Linked DNA regions of Homo sapiens: region 1 is linked to region 2. The links are chromatin contacts, found by POLR2A ChIA-PET in ENCODE. All regions are on one chromosome and are shown on one strand. Each heading gives the region's core, a stretch centred on a gene start or an enhancer-like site at or near the end of the contact. The rest is flanking DNA. Distances are from core to core; before and after follow the strand shown. Region 1 overlaps NUDT13 (nudix hydrolase 13). Region 2 holds the start of SPOCK2 (SPARC (osteonectin), cwcv and kazal like domains proteoglycan 2).

Region 1 (7,056 bases), core at 1,471-3,970, 1.0 Mb after region 2:
TCTATCTTTGCTTTTCTTGCCTGTGCTTTGGTATCATATCTAAGAGACCACTGCCCAGTCTAATGTCTAGAAATTTATTCCTTTATGTTTTCTCCTAAGAATTTTATTGTTTCAGGTTTTATATTTAAGTCTTTAATCCATTTTAAGTTGGTTTTTGCATATGATGTAAGATAACGGTCCGATTTCATTCTTTTGCATGTGGATATCCAATTTTCCCAACACTGTTTATATAAGACAATTTACCTTTTATTGTCAGGAGTTAAGAGTGTCTTACATATAGTAGGCGCACAATCAGGCATCATTTAATGACTGACTGCAGGATTGGTCTTATTGCTCAAGTCAGTCAGGATGCTGGGAACTAAAAATATAAAACTATAGGTACTTGTAGTTGAAAGAAACTTAAGACGTTGTCTTTTTTTTTTTTTTTTTTTTTTGAGATGGAGTCTCATTCTTGTCGCCCAGGCTGGAGTGCAGTGGCACAATCTCAGCTCACTGCAACCTTCGCCTCCCAGGTTCAAGCAATTCTCCTGCCTCAGCCTCCCGAGTGGCTGGGATTACAGGTGCCTGCCAGCATGCCCGGCTAATTTTTGTATTTTTATTAGAGATGGGGGTTCCACCATGTTGGCCAGGCTGGTCTCGAACTCCTGACCTCAGGTGATCCTCCCACCTTGGCCTCCCAAAGTGTTGGGATTATGGGCATGAGCCACCATGCCCGGCTAGACATTGTTTTATCCAATCTCATCTTGCACTTCTCTAGCATCACTGACTGATGGTCTCTGCCTGCCAAAGTTTGCCTATTGTATGTTTTGGTTTTTATAGAATATCTAATCTATTTCAGCTTCCTTGGGATGAAGTTTGCATTACTTTGCTTCTTGCAAAGATGAGACTATGCTTTTGACTATCATTAACCCTTACCCTTTAAAAAAAAAAAAAAAAGAGTGGCTGGGCACAGTGGCTCACGCCTGTAATCTCAACACTTTGGGAGGCCGAGGCAGGTGGATCACCTGAGGTCAGGAGTTCAAAAACATCCTGTCCAACATGGTGAAACCCCGTCTCTACTAAAAATACAAAGAAATTAGCCAGGTGTGGTGGCGGGTGCCTGTAATCCCAGCTACTCGGGAGGCTGAGGCAGGAGAATCATTTGAACCTGGGAGGGGAGGTTGCAGTGAGCCAAGATCACACCATTGCCCTCTAGCCTGGGTAAAAAGAGCAAAACTCCATCTCAAAAAAAAAAAAAGTAATATTTGTATGTTCTTTTTTAATTGAAAAATTTATACAATCAATAGAGACACAAGGAAAAATAGGTATTATTCATAATTTATTCTCAATGTTAACCACTCTTAACATTTTAGTATTTGTACTTCCAGGATTTATTTAATGTATCTTATCTTTTTTTTTTTACTATGTTAGAAATATATTTAACTCGGCCGGGCACAGTGGCTCACACCTGTAATCCCAGCACTTTGGGGGGCCAAGGCGGGTGGATCACAAGATCAGGAGATCGAGACCATCCTGGCTGACACGGTGAAACCCTGTCTCTACTAAAAAATACAAAAAATTAGCCGGGCATGGTGGCGGGCGCCTGTAGTCCCAGCTACTCAGGAGGCTGAGGCAGGAGAATGGCGTGAACCTGGGAGGTGGAGCTTGCATTGAGCCAAGATAGCGCCACTGCACTCCAGCCTGGGCAACAGAGAGAGACTCCGTCTAAAAAAAAAAAAATATATATATATATACACACACACACACACACATATAAAACTCTCATTTCTTAATTATGCCTCTTTTGCTTCTGGGCAGTATCTAGAACTGACTTTCACCTAACCTGAAGATCCCAGGTATTATCTTCTAAGATTGCTTAGTTCTAGAATCATTTTCTGACCTTTGGCCATAGTATTCTAAATTTTGTAGCTCCTGACCTTACATCCTTTTCTTCCTTATGTCTTTCAGATCCAGGTGAACTTGAGAGAATTAGAGACAGCTGCCTGGTTCAGTCATGATGAGGTAGCCACAGCCCTGAAGAGAAAGGGCCCCTATACTCAGCAACAGAATGGGACTTTCCCATTCTGGCTGCCCCCTAAGTTAGCCATCTCCCACCAACTGATTAAGGAGTGGGTGGAAAAACAGACCTGTTCTTCCCTGCCTGCTTAGCCCGGATCAAGTCACTTAGATCGCTCCTTGGTATTCCTGAGGGACAAACTAGAGATCAGTTGACAAAGGAGAAGTGACAAAAGATAAGCTGCAGAAGGACCTCAGAAGGGCAGAGCAAAGGGTGAGCCTACAGTAAGACACTTCTATCAGCAGTGTTAATGGAAGAAATTCCTACCAATGGGCAATCAAAAAAGCCAGTGTGAGAAGAAAACTGATGAGCTGTCAACTGTCAAAAATCAGGGGGAAGGGGGAAGCATTAGTTTGGATGTAGGCCCTTGTTCAGTCATTTTCTCTAAGGCCTTGGAAGCAAACATCTTCTGGCATATGGCTTGTTAATGTTGTGTTTACACTAACTGCCAAAATGTGCCTGTTGTAAGTTTGGTTAAAACTTTTATCTTAGTATTGAAAATATATAGCAAGTTTTAAGTCATTACTGAGTTACTTGTTACCCTTACAGAATTAAGAAAAATAGCACAGTATGACATTTTAAAATTCATGTACAGGTGCATTCTAGTTACATGAACATGCTAGTTAAATAAAAGTCACAATTAAGTCATTATGACTCAGAGTACTTTATAATAAATCAGATGCCCTGAGGCTCTGTTGAGGAAGTAGAATCCCAATGGGACTCCAGACAGTAAATCTTTTTCGCTGTTTTCAGCTCTGTCACATGCTCAGTTTGTGACCCAGGGAAAAGACTATTGCTTTGCCATGCCTGTTTTCCTAAATAAAACAGTTGCTGGCATTTGCACATCCACAACGTGTTGATTAACAAAGGGATTGGTGGAGATAAACAGATGCCAAACCTGACCTATTTCTTAAACTTTATGGAATAAACTAAATTTAGGATTTCTCATCATTCATATATGATGCCATAAGGGAGAAGAGTTTATTTGGGGAAAATAAAAGAAATTTCCACACCTTTGTTCTGATGTCTTTTTCTGTCCTGTGAATTGAGAAAATTTTACAAGGTGAGAATTTGGGGGTAGGGGAAAGGATCCCTATTGGTGACAATTAAACATTTAAGTCCAGGTTTCAAGTCAGTGTAACAACTGAAGCAATGTGCAGGAGGAATGTTAGAGGTCTTGCTGAAAAGAGGAAATAATCATATCTTCAGAAGATTCTAGGGACTTATTTGTGATTAAAGACAAAAGCTCCAGAGACCCTAAGGTTATTTACATGTCAAAGTCCCATAGGACTAAGTCCCAAAGTCCCATAGCACTAAAGAGATTCTAAAACTAGAAAAGTTAAAGCACTGAATTTCCTTTTGATCTCAAAAGGTCATTGCTCTCTCCACTGCCAGCAAACCATCATTGCTTTGGGGAAATCAAAGTGCCTTCATCAGGAAATGTTGAGGGATAATATGTGATGGGACTTGATTGTCTTGTTAGATTGGCAGCTTGCCTTTACCTGGGCTGAACCCAGCATGCAGAAGGGAAAAGCACTCACAAAAGAGAGGTCCTGAGATTTCTTCATATCTTGCAGTTAGAAGAAAACAGTTCAGGGTCCATGTGTATTACCATCTCCCAATCTTTTCTATCTCTATGTGGGTGTGTTTGTGAGCGCATGTGTACACATCCCCAATCTGAAAATACTGATAGAAAGGGGAGTGTGCGGAATTCCTGGTTATGAGTTTCCCAAACTTACCATGGAGTAACTGTTTGTTTTTTGATTAATGTGTTTTTGGAAAAGAAAAGATGAGAGTGGCTAACAGCAGGAGCTGCAACATTGAACTTTGCTTCTCAGTAGTGAGTGGGAAAAGAGCTTTGCTGTAGAACCCCAAGGATATCTGAAAGCTGAGGCAGAAGAGAGCAGGCCTGGAATACTGAAAATGGCAGATAAATAAAAGAAACTTTGGTACAGGACCTACCTGACCTGAGAATATATACATGGGCAATAAATTATGAAGGTGCTAAGGATAAATAGAACCCATCTGGGTCCATGATGCAGAATAGAAAAACAGGTAAAATCTTGTGAGCCTGGCTGAAAGTCAGTCAGCCGTGGCAACCAGAATAAAAAAAAATTTCATTTATATTTTTGCCTATCACCCTTTCTCTACCCAATATTTAATCCTCAATGAAGATAAACCTAATGTACCACAAGTGCGATGGGGGGAAACCTTTTTCTCACAGTTGAGCTGGGACGGCATTCTGGCCCCATTTTTAACATGAGAAATGTAGCTTCAAAACAAACAATAAAAATATATTTAAAATAATTATTATTTAAAATGTTAAAATGTTGCACAATATCATCTGATGTGTTACTTTAGTCAATGTGTAACACTTATCCTCTTCCTTAGTTCATTTCAGTGAACACTAGGAAGACAAAGGATTGGAGTGGGATATGGTATATTTAGTTTTTATTTATTTATTTTTGAGACGGAGTTTCGCTCTTGTCGCTCAGGCTGGAGCGCAATGGCGCAATCTTGGCTCACTGCAACCTCCGGCTCCCGGGTTCAAGCTATTCTCCTGCCTCAGCCTCCCAAGTAGCTGGGATTATAGGCGCCCACCACCATGCCCGGCCATATTCAGTTTTTATTAGTTCGTGATAGTAAGTTCTCAGATGAGAACTCTACTACACCATTCTCCTAATTCCTCCCTTGGTCACTGGAGAGGGAACAGTATGAAACTATTTCCATTGTTTTTACTTGGATAGGGTAAGATATAGTAAAGGCATCTCTCTGCTGCATACAATAATAAAGAAGAATCCAGAGACCTAGATTATAAAAACATGGTCAGTATATGGAGCTGTCTGTAAAGAAGACTTTTTTTTTGCTTTTAATGGTGAATTTTATGATATATAGATAATACTTGATTTATTTTAGGAGGAATATGAGCATCATTTTAAGAAATAAACATTTCATCTTAGCAAAAGATATATCAGTTATATTAAATATCAAACCAATTAATTAATTAAAACAATTAAGTACAGTATCAGGTATGAAATATCCAAAATAGGCAAATCCATAGAGACAGAAAGTAGACTAGTGGTTTCTAGGGGCTGGGAGTAGAAGGGAATGAGAGACTATTAGTGAGTATGGGGTTTCTAATATTCTAGAATTAGATGGTAGGGATGGTTGCACAATTTTGTAAATATACTAAAAACCACTGAATTGTATAATTTAAAGGGTAAATTTTTTGGTATGTGACATATCAATATAGCTGTTATTTACAAGTAAATAAGTTCTATATCTTGCTTCAGGTACATACATACATGCAAAAATTCACTGACTGTACACTTAAGATTTGTGCACTTAACCATATGCATGTTATGCCTCATTAAAAAAATTGAAAAAGTGAATGAGTTTTCAAATCCAAATTTGTCAACTTGAAATTTTGATCTGAGGATGAATAGCAGTAAGGGAGAAATTTAAATATTTAGAATTACTCCAAGGGTATATTGTGGTAGGGTATGTCTTTAGCATGAAGTGTGTGAATTTCATCTCAAGGTTGTCTAGGGGCTAGATTCTACCCTGCCGAGTTCAAAACCTGTGTATAACCCACAGCTGAGATCACAAAGACTTGTGCCAAGAGGGCCACATTTGGGGCTCATGGAGAAGTCAATCTGTAAAACTTGTAATGAAGAAACATTTTTACTAAATGAGTAATCTAAACTAGAAATGAACAGAATCATATTCAATATTTATTTAAAAAGAAAAAAGAGAAGCTAAATGTGCTGGTTAATTTTTTGTTGGCTTACTTGTTGGTCTGTGATCGGTGTTGTCAGGCAGCTGCACTCCCATGCTTTGTAAAAGATTGGAAGCAGGTCCTGCCAGTCCAGCTTGGGAGCTATAGGATTCCAATATATTTGAAACCAGGTTCAGGTCTACATCTACTGGTGCCATAACAGATTCTCCCGTACCAGAATCTTCCTCATCTGAATTGTTATCGGTAGTCTGGGATACAGGTTCCTTATTCATAGAGGGAAAAGAAAATTATGGGCTAATGTATCATTAGGTTGCATGGTGGTTACAATAAAAAGATAACTAAGCCACAATGTAAATTTGCATTCCAAATTAAAAAGGAAACTTCTTATCCTTGGTGATATAAACTGAAAATGAAGTCTACAAGTTATATGGCCTAGCACACATAATAAAACTTGGTTCTAAAGGTTATAACACATTTCTCTCCAGGAAAGATTCCTGCAAATCGAATAAATTGCATGTCTATTTTGAAATAGCTCAAGGGCTAATAGAATTAAGAAGGTACATTTATAACTTGTCTAAGAGTCTTAAAAGAAACAAACATAAAAGTGAATATTAAATGAAATAATAATGTAAATTTTCTTCAAAATGAAAGAAGCGAGTGTTCCTTTCTTTCCCCCCAGTGAAAAAGCTTAAAAGTAAAAACACAAGGCTTTGTGGTTCCAACCACAAAGATTCTAAATTGTTAGTTGGGCCTCTGATTCCACAAGCTGGGGAAAGGATTTGAAAGATTACAGCTCGATAGACTTTTATGTCCTTGCTACCCAAAGCATTGTCCATGGAGCAGCAGAGTCTCCATCGCTTGGGGCTTATTAGAAATGGAAAAACTCAGCTGGGAGTGGTCGCTCATGCCTGTAATCCCAGCACTTTGGGAGGCTGAGGTGGGTGGATCACTTGAGGTCAGGAGCTCCAGAGACTAGCCTGGCCAACATGGTGAAACCCTGTCTCTACTAAATATACAAAAATTAGCCAGGCACGGTGGTGCGCACCTGTAGTCCCAGCTACTTGGGAGGCTGAGGCAGGAGAATTGCTTAAACCCAGGAGGCAGAGGGTGCAGTGAGCCAAGATCGTGCCACTGTACTCCAGCCTGGGTGACAGAGGGAGACTTCCATCTCAAATAAAATAATAATAATAATAATAAAATAAAACAAAATAATAATAAAAAAAAGGAAAATCTCAAGCTTCATCCCAGGCCTACTTAATCA
Region 2 (6,793 bases), core at 339-2,838:
CGTTGTACTGGGTGGGTCGGACGAGGGAACCTGGGGAAGGAGGAGTAAGGGCCAGGGTCCTAGAAGAGGTTTTCTGGGGTCAGGGCCGCGGTGAGCACCAGGTCGCCAGGAGCAGCCGGCGTCGCCTCTGGCGCATCCGGGCCCATCCCCCACAGCACCCCCAACGATCTCGGGGTCCAGCCACACCCTCCGCCCGCCCTGCCTCACCCCTGCTTCCCCAGCCCCCAACCCGGCCCGGCCGAGAGGAAGGAGCCAGCCCCGCCGGGCCGCCGCCTGCGACTTCCCCTCTGATCCACAGGTGCCGGTAAACAAAAGTGCCGCAGCTACCCCCCCGCCCCCACCCCGCGGAGTTCGGCCCAAGGTTACGCCGGGGTTCGGGCGGCGCCCGCCGGGGGCCCCCAAACCCAGCTTCTGGACTCTCCCCGGCTTCTCAAGCCCACCGGGCCGGGAGCCTTCCTCTGGCTCCGAGCTGCTCCCCTCGCTCCAGGCTGGATTCCCCCCTGAAATGTTGGTCCGGGAAAACCAGCCTGGGTCCTCGCGCGCCCTTCTGCACGGGGACCCCAGCCCACCCCCGTACGGACACGCCTTCCACCATCTCGCCTAGAAGGCTGCTGGGACCCCAGACCCAGAGCCCCGGTCACACTCCCGTCCCATGCTGTCCCCCTCCCGCAAAGCCCACGGTGGGAACAGAGGGCACCGCGCGAGCCGATGCCACCCTCACTGCCGGCCCCACCCAGACCTGCCGGTGCTGCAGTGCCCCGTATGTGCAGCCTGCAGCATCCCAGCGGCTGGGGCAGGCCCGGGGGCGGCTCGCACAACGCAGCTGGGGACCGGGTCGGGGTCCAGCGGCAGCCGGGGTCCGGGTCCCCCCGGCCCCGCACCCCTTCCCACTCCCGGCCCGCAGGGGAGACCCCGGAGCGCGCGACCCCGGAGCGTCGGGCAGGTGTGGAGCTGGGGGTCCCGGGGCTGGGGGGTCCCAGGGCCGCCGGCCCGGGCCGCAGGGACAGGGGAGGGGCGCTGGGCTGTGACCCCCAGTACTGTTTACTTTCCGTGTAATTAGCCGGCCAGGCTGCGGAGCCTCGGGCTGCGACGTGCGGCGGCCGCTCCCGCAGACCCCGGAGCTCAATCCCCGAACCCGCAACCCCGGGTCTCTGCCTTGGCAGCCCTGCGGACTCACGTCTCGGAAGCGGTTCCAGTGCTTGATCTTGCCGCTGTACTGCGAGATGGACGACAGCCATTGCTCGTCCTCCATGAAATTGCCGGGGGTCTCGCCCTCCTTGAGCCCCTTGGCGTCGCCTTCGGCCAGGGCTGCCGCGGCCAGGAGCAGCAGCGGCAGCACCAGCCGCCCGCAGCCCGGGGCGCGCATCGTGGTCTGGGTTCGACCTGGGGGGGTCTTGACTTCTGCAGTATTTTAATGTCCTTCCTCCCACCCCGCTGCTGGCGAAGCGCACGCGGCTGTCCTCAGCTCTCCTCCCGCGGTCTGCCTCCGGTGACTGGCGGAGAGTGGGTCGCGGCTGAAATGTGACCTGGTTAGGAGATGCACTTGTCTGAAAAAGCCCAGCACTGGACGCGGAGAGGGAGAGAGAATCAGAGAGGCTGCGCCAGCAGGGGCTGTAACTGTAGCATCAGCATCACGTTTGACATCATCATACCTGGTTTAAAAAAAAAAAAAAAAAAGGAGTGGGTAGATTTCAAAGCGAAGCGCTCCCTCGATGAGAGCGCCAAACGCCAGCCAGCCGCAGCGGGGCCCAGCCCCGCCTGGCACACAGGGAGTTGCAGACCAAGAAATCCAGAATCCCGAAATGTCCCTGAGCTCCCTCAAAGGATGGAGAGCAAGAAGGGCCCCAGGATCTCCCCGGGGAAGATGGGATGGGGGAGAGGGCACAAAACTCTCCGGTTACAAAGCCAGCCAGGCTCAGGTGTCGGAAAGGGAATTTGGCCAGACACTGTTTTTCTCCCCTTGCCTCCCACCCAGAGGGGCCTGCGCCACAGCCCTGACAGCTGGCTTCCTGCGAGTTATGGCTCTACCGTAATGGGTGGCTTCGTTAAGACAAAAGCCGTATAACAACTGGCTGCTCAGAACCATTGCTCCCCAGCGGCACCGCGTTGCGCAAGGCAAGGCCTGAGCACTGAGTGGCTGGTGAAACAGAGGCAGATGTCCTCCTCCCCAGGCAGCTGTTTAGGGGCTGTCACCCGTTTTGTCAGCTCTTCCCAGGACAACCCTAAAAGGCAAATGTCTGACCATTTCATCTGCCTTGGAGGCTGCAAATTTGGAAAAGGCATATTTGCTTATGGTTTTTTGACTTCAAGTTAGTTTGAATAAGCCACTGGGGAAGCCGGGGAGTGGGGGGCTGGGGTGGGGTGCTGGTTTTGTTTGAGGTGTTTCGGGTTTTGTTGAAACTGCGACCCTCCTTATTGGCTGTAGATTTAAATGTTGACATACCAGCGGGGAAGGCTGGAGGCTGGCCACAGTCCCAAGAGCACAGCAGAAATGGGGACAGGTTTACATTACAAATACATTAAAGAGGAAACATCATCTGATGGGACAAAACCTAGTGAACTTTTGGGACCCAAGCCCTAGATTGTGTTTTTATAAAAAGACTTAGCTGCTGTGATCTAAAAATAAAATAAAAATTTAAAATGCTTTAAAAAACATAATCTTAATCAGTAGGAAAAAACATAGCTTACAAGGTTCCTTGTCACCCTGAATCTGGCCTATCTGGGAACTCTGAATGCCTCAGTGGCTCAGGCCGGAGTCTCGTTGGGAAAACAGAAAACAATAGCTCCCTTTCCATGTTTTCTTGTTTCCTTTGCTGTTGGATTTAGTGGTGGTGCTGCAGTGAGGCCCTGGCCATTGACGTCTTCATCTCACAGTAATAAAGCATTCTTCCTGGGTGTGTCCTGGCGCTGTACAGTGAGAGAGCACGGCTTGCTGTCGTGGAGACTAGAGGACAGAATCCCACTTACTGGCTGGATTCTTGAGCAATTACCTATTTTCTATCTAAAACTAATGGTAATACCATCATTAAAACTGCTGTAAAGTGCAAGCAAAATTACATACTAAGTGGGCATAATGGGCATTTTTTTAAAAAGTTAGTCTTTCCTCTGGTTGGGAAGAGAAGGCTACGGTGTCCCATAGTTCTGAAGATTCATCAAAATTTGCCATCTTTTCCACCATCTCAATCCTACAATCCTAGTTTTTTGTTGTTTTTTTTTTTTTTGTTTCTGTTTTCGTTTTTAGCAAAGCTAGCTATATATCTCTAAGGCACTTAGGAGATAGGTACCAGATACCACAGCTCTCCCATTCCTGTGCTATCTTAGGGGCTTCCAGAGTTACCAAAGTTGCTGAATAAAGAGTTTGGAAAGGTGCTGTCAAGATGCCCATCAATATGACAATAGCTGTCTCCAGACTCTGAGGGTCAAAATGGCTCCCACAGTCCCAGGTAGCTTCTCCAGTGGGACTTGCCTTCTGTAGCACCTTCAAGCTGGGTCAATACTAGTCCTGTGTCGAAAGCTAATCAACAACATTCCAGTCCCATTAGTGAAGCCAATAGTAATGCTATTTAGGAAGAAGAACCCAAATTTCCAGATGACTGGTGTAAAACTTGTAGGAAATGGCCAATAGTTTTAGTTTACAAAGAAGAAAAAAAGGGCCAGGTGTGCTGACTCACACCTGTAATCCCAGCACTTTAGGAGGCCAAGAGGCAGGAGGATGGCTTGAGCCTAGGAGTTCCAGACCATCGTGGGCAACATAGCGAGACCCTATCTCTATACAAAATTTAAAAAATGAGCCACGTTGCACATGCCTGTGGTCCCAGCTACTCGGAGGCTGAGGTGAGAGGACTGCTTGAGCCTCGGAATTAAGGCTACACTGGGCTAGCATCGTGCCACTGCACTCCAGCTGGAGAAACAGAGCGAGACTCTTTCTCAAAAGAAAACAGAAAAGAAGAAAAAGAAAAGGTTTTTCAATTTTTTTTTTTTTTTTTTTTGAGATGGAGTCTCACTCTGTCGCCCAGGCTGGAGAGCAGTGGTGCGATCTCGGCTCATTGCAACCTCCGCCTCCCAAGTTTAAGGGATTCTCCTGCCTCAGCCTCCCGAGTACCTGGGATTACAGGTGCCCGTCCCCATGCTCAGCTAATTTTTGTATTTTTAGTAGAAATGGGGTTTCACCATGTTGGCCAAGCTGGTCTTGAACTCCTGGCTTCAGGTGATCCTCCCTCCTCAGCCTCCCAAAGTGCTGGGATTACAAGCATAAGCCACCACACCCAGCTTGGTTTTCCTCATGTTTGAAAGAATTACTGGCAGGTTAGCCTTTTCAAGACAATAGCCCCAAACATGAGGAGCTGCTGCTAGGTATATGTATTAAGTGGTACATATATTTTACACATTTTTCTGTTTGCACTTAATATTTAGCAATTCTAAAATGGAGAAGAGAAACCTTAGTTTCCTCATAAGAAACCCAAATTGAATACATCGAGTTTCGCTCTTGCCCAGGCTGGAGTGCAATGGCGCGATCTCAGCTTACTGCAACCTCTGCCTCCCAGGTTCAAAAGCAAATCTCCTGCCTCAGCCTCCCGAGTAGCTGGGATTACAGGAACGCACCAACACACCCGGCTAATTTTGTATTTTTAGTAGAGATGGGGTTTCTCCATGTTGGTCTGGCTGGTCTCAAACTGATCTCATGTGATCCATCCGCATTGGCCTCCCAAAGTGCTGGAATTACCAGCATGAGCCACCGTGCCTGGCCTGAATGTATCTTAAAATCCATTTAATTCCATTTCTAGATGACCCCACAAGCACAAAAAGATAAACACACAAAGATCCAGAATTGTTCATAATAGCCCATCCTGGAAACCAATTCAATGTCCATTAGCCAGGAACCACCTAATTAAAGGATAAAACATACCTGTAACAGACTATTGTGCAGACATTACAAATAATGATGTAGATCTGTATCTATTAAAGACCAATGTGATCCACTATGTATTGCTGGGTGAGAAAAGCTCGTTATATAAGATCATATATAATAGGATCCCATTTGGAAGTATAGTATAGTATAGCCATTCTCAAACTTTCTGGCGTCAGGAGCCCTTAACACTAAAAAATTATTGAGGACCCCAAAGAACTTTTGTTTCTGTGAGTTATATATATAGTGATATTTACTGTATTTGAAAATCAAATTAAGAATTTAAATTTATTTTAAAATAATAAATGTACCCATTTCATATTAACAGAATATTTTATGAAAAACAACCGTCTCTACCGCTCCCCCAAATTAGTAAGAGAGTGGCACTGTTTTACAGTTTTACAAATCTCTTTAGTGTCTGGTCAGAAGAAGACAGAGTCTGGCATAAGCTTCTGCATTACAGCACGTGTATCCATTGCTGGGGCTGCCGTAACAAAGTACCACAGACTGGGTGGCTTCAACAACAGACGATTATTTTCTCACAGTTCTGGAGGCTCAGAGTTCAAGATCAAACTGTTGGTGGGTCTGGTTTCTCCTGAGCCCTCTCTTCATGGCCTGCAGGGTGGCCGCCTTCTTGCTGTGTCTTCGTTTCCTCTGTGCACACACTAGTCTGGTGTCTCTGTGTGTCCAAATTCCCTCTTCTTATAAAGACACCAGACAGATTGCATTAGGGCCGACCCTAACAGCCTCACTTTAACCTAATCACCCCACTAAAAGCCCAATCCCCAAATAAACAGTCACATTCTGAGTTACTGGGAGTTAGAGCTTCAACATGTAGATTTTGGGTGGTCATGACTCAGCAGCAGGTATAAATGAAAATAGCCAGTAAGAGCACAGTAGAAGCACTGGCAGCAAACTGAGTTAATCTCTGAAAACACATATATTTATACCCTAAATCTATCAATTTACAATATTCTAGAAAACAAAAGTACACACACACACATTCTACTAATTATCAGAGTGATGTCACCATGTCACAGAGCCTCTGGAAAACTCCACTGAACACTCGTGAGAGAATGAGTTAAAAAGGCACATAGCACCTTAGCGTTCTTATGAAAACAGTTTGGACCTCCTCGTAGGCATCCCCTAAAAGGTTCCTGGGGACTCCTAGAAGTCCAAAGTCCACACTGTGAGAGCTGCTGGTACAATCTATATGACTTAAGGCAATTTTTTTTTTCCTTTTTTTTTTGAGACAGGGTTTCACTCACTGTCACCCAGGCTAGAGTGCAGTGATGTAATCATGGCTCACTACAGGCTTGCCCTCCTGGGCTCAATTGATCCCACCTCAGCCTCTGAAGTAGCTGGGACTACAGTCGCATGCCACTATGCCTGGCTAATTTTCTTTTGTGCTTTTATTTTGGTAGAGACAGTGTCTCACCATGTTGCCCAGTCTGGTCTTGAACTCCTGGGCTTAAGCAATCCTCTTGCCTCCCAAAGTGCTAGGATTACAGGTGTGAGCCACTGCCCCCAACTTTAAGGAAAATTTCTTAACCTTGTTAAGCCTCAGTTTGTAAAATGGGGACAATATTACCTACTTAAGTGGGCTATTGTAAAGATTGAATTAATGCACAAAAAAATAACAAATGTGAACACTCCACTAACATTAGCTATTATTTGTGAAAAATTTCTTAACTTCTCATATTTTATATATGTCTAAATGTATAGGGAGTAGTTACCTCTGGAAGCTAACATTTATTTTCATTTATTATTTATTTATTTATTTATTTATTTATTTATTTATTTTTGTAGAGATGGGGTCTTACTAGTTTGCCGATGCTGGTCTTGGACTCCCGGCCTCAAGCGAACCTCTGGTTTCAGCCTCCGATT

The links. ChIA-PET counts read pairs that join two places held with the same protein, here RNA polymerase II (POLR2A).
Region 1: POLR2A ChIA-PET joins it to region 2 with 16 read pairs in activated T-cell. The contact joins the enhancer-like site here to the promoter of SPOCK2 in region 2. POLR2A ChIA-PET finds 5 or more read pairs at or near these places in 2 of 52 experiments (T-cell and activated T-cell).

Annotation. Positions count from the first base shown.
Region 1 is chr10:73,128,756-73,135,811 of GRCh38, forward strand. NUDT13 (nudix hydrolase 13) reads left to right here. Exons shown (of 9, transcript NM_015901.6): 9 at 1,948-3,068. The coding sequence ends at 2,148. It overlaps ECD (ecdysoneless cell cycle regulator), which reads right to left. Exons shown (of 14, transcript NM_007265.3): 14 at 4,913-6,058. The coding sequence ends at 5,828. Among named protein-coding and RNA genes, the nearest start is that of SNORA11F, 6.1 kb to the left of the region's middle. Within about 2 kb of position 2,721, at least 3 of the 41 ENCODE cell types and tissues checked have a DNase peak (open chromatin) inside an H3K27ac peak, as active enhancers do.
Region 2 is chr10:72,086,963-72,093,755 of GRCh38, forward strand. SPOCK2 (SPARC (osteonectin), cwcv and kazal like domains proteoglycan 2) reads right to left here and starts at 1,589. Exons shown (of 11, transcript NM_001244950.2): 1 at 1,178-1,589. The coding sequence starts at 1,366.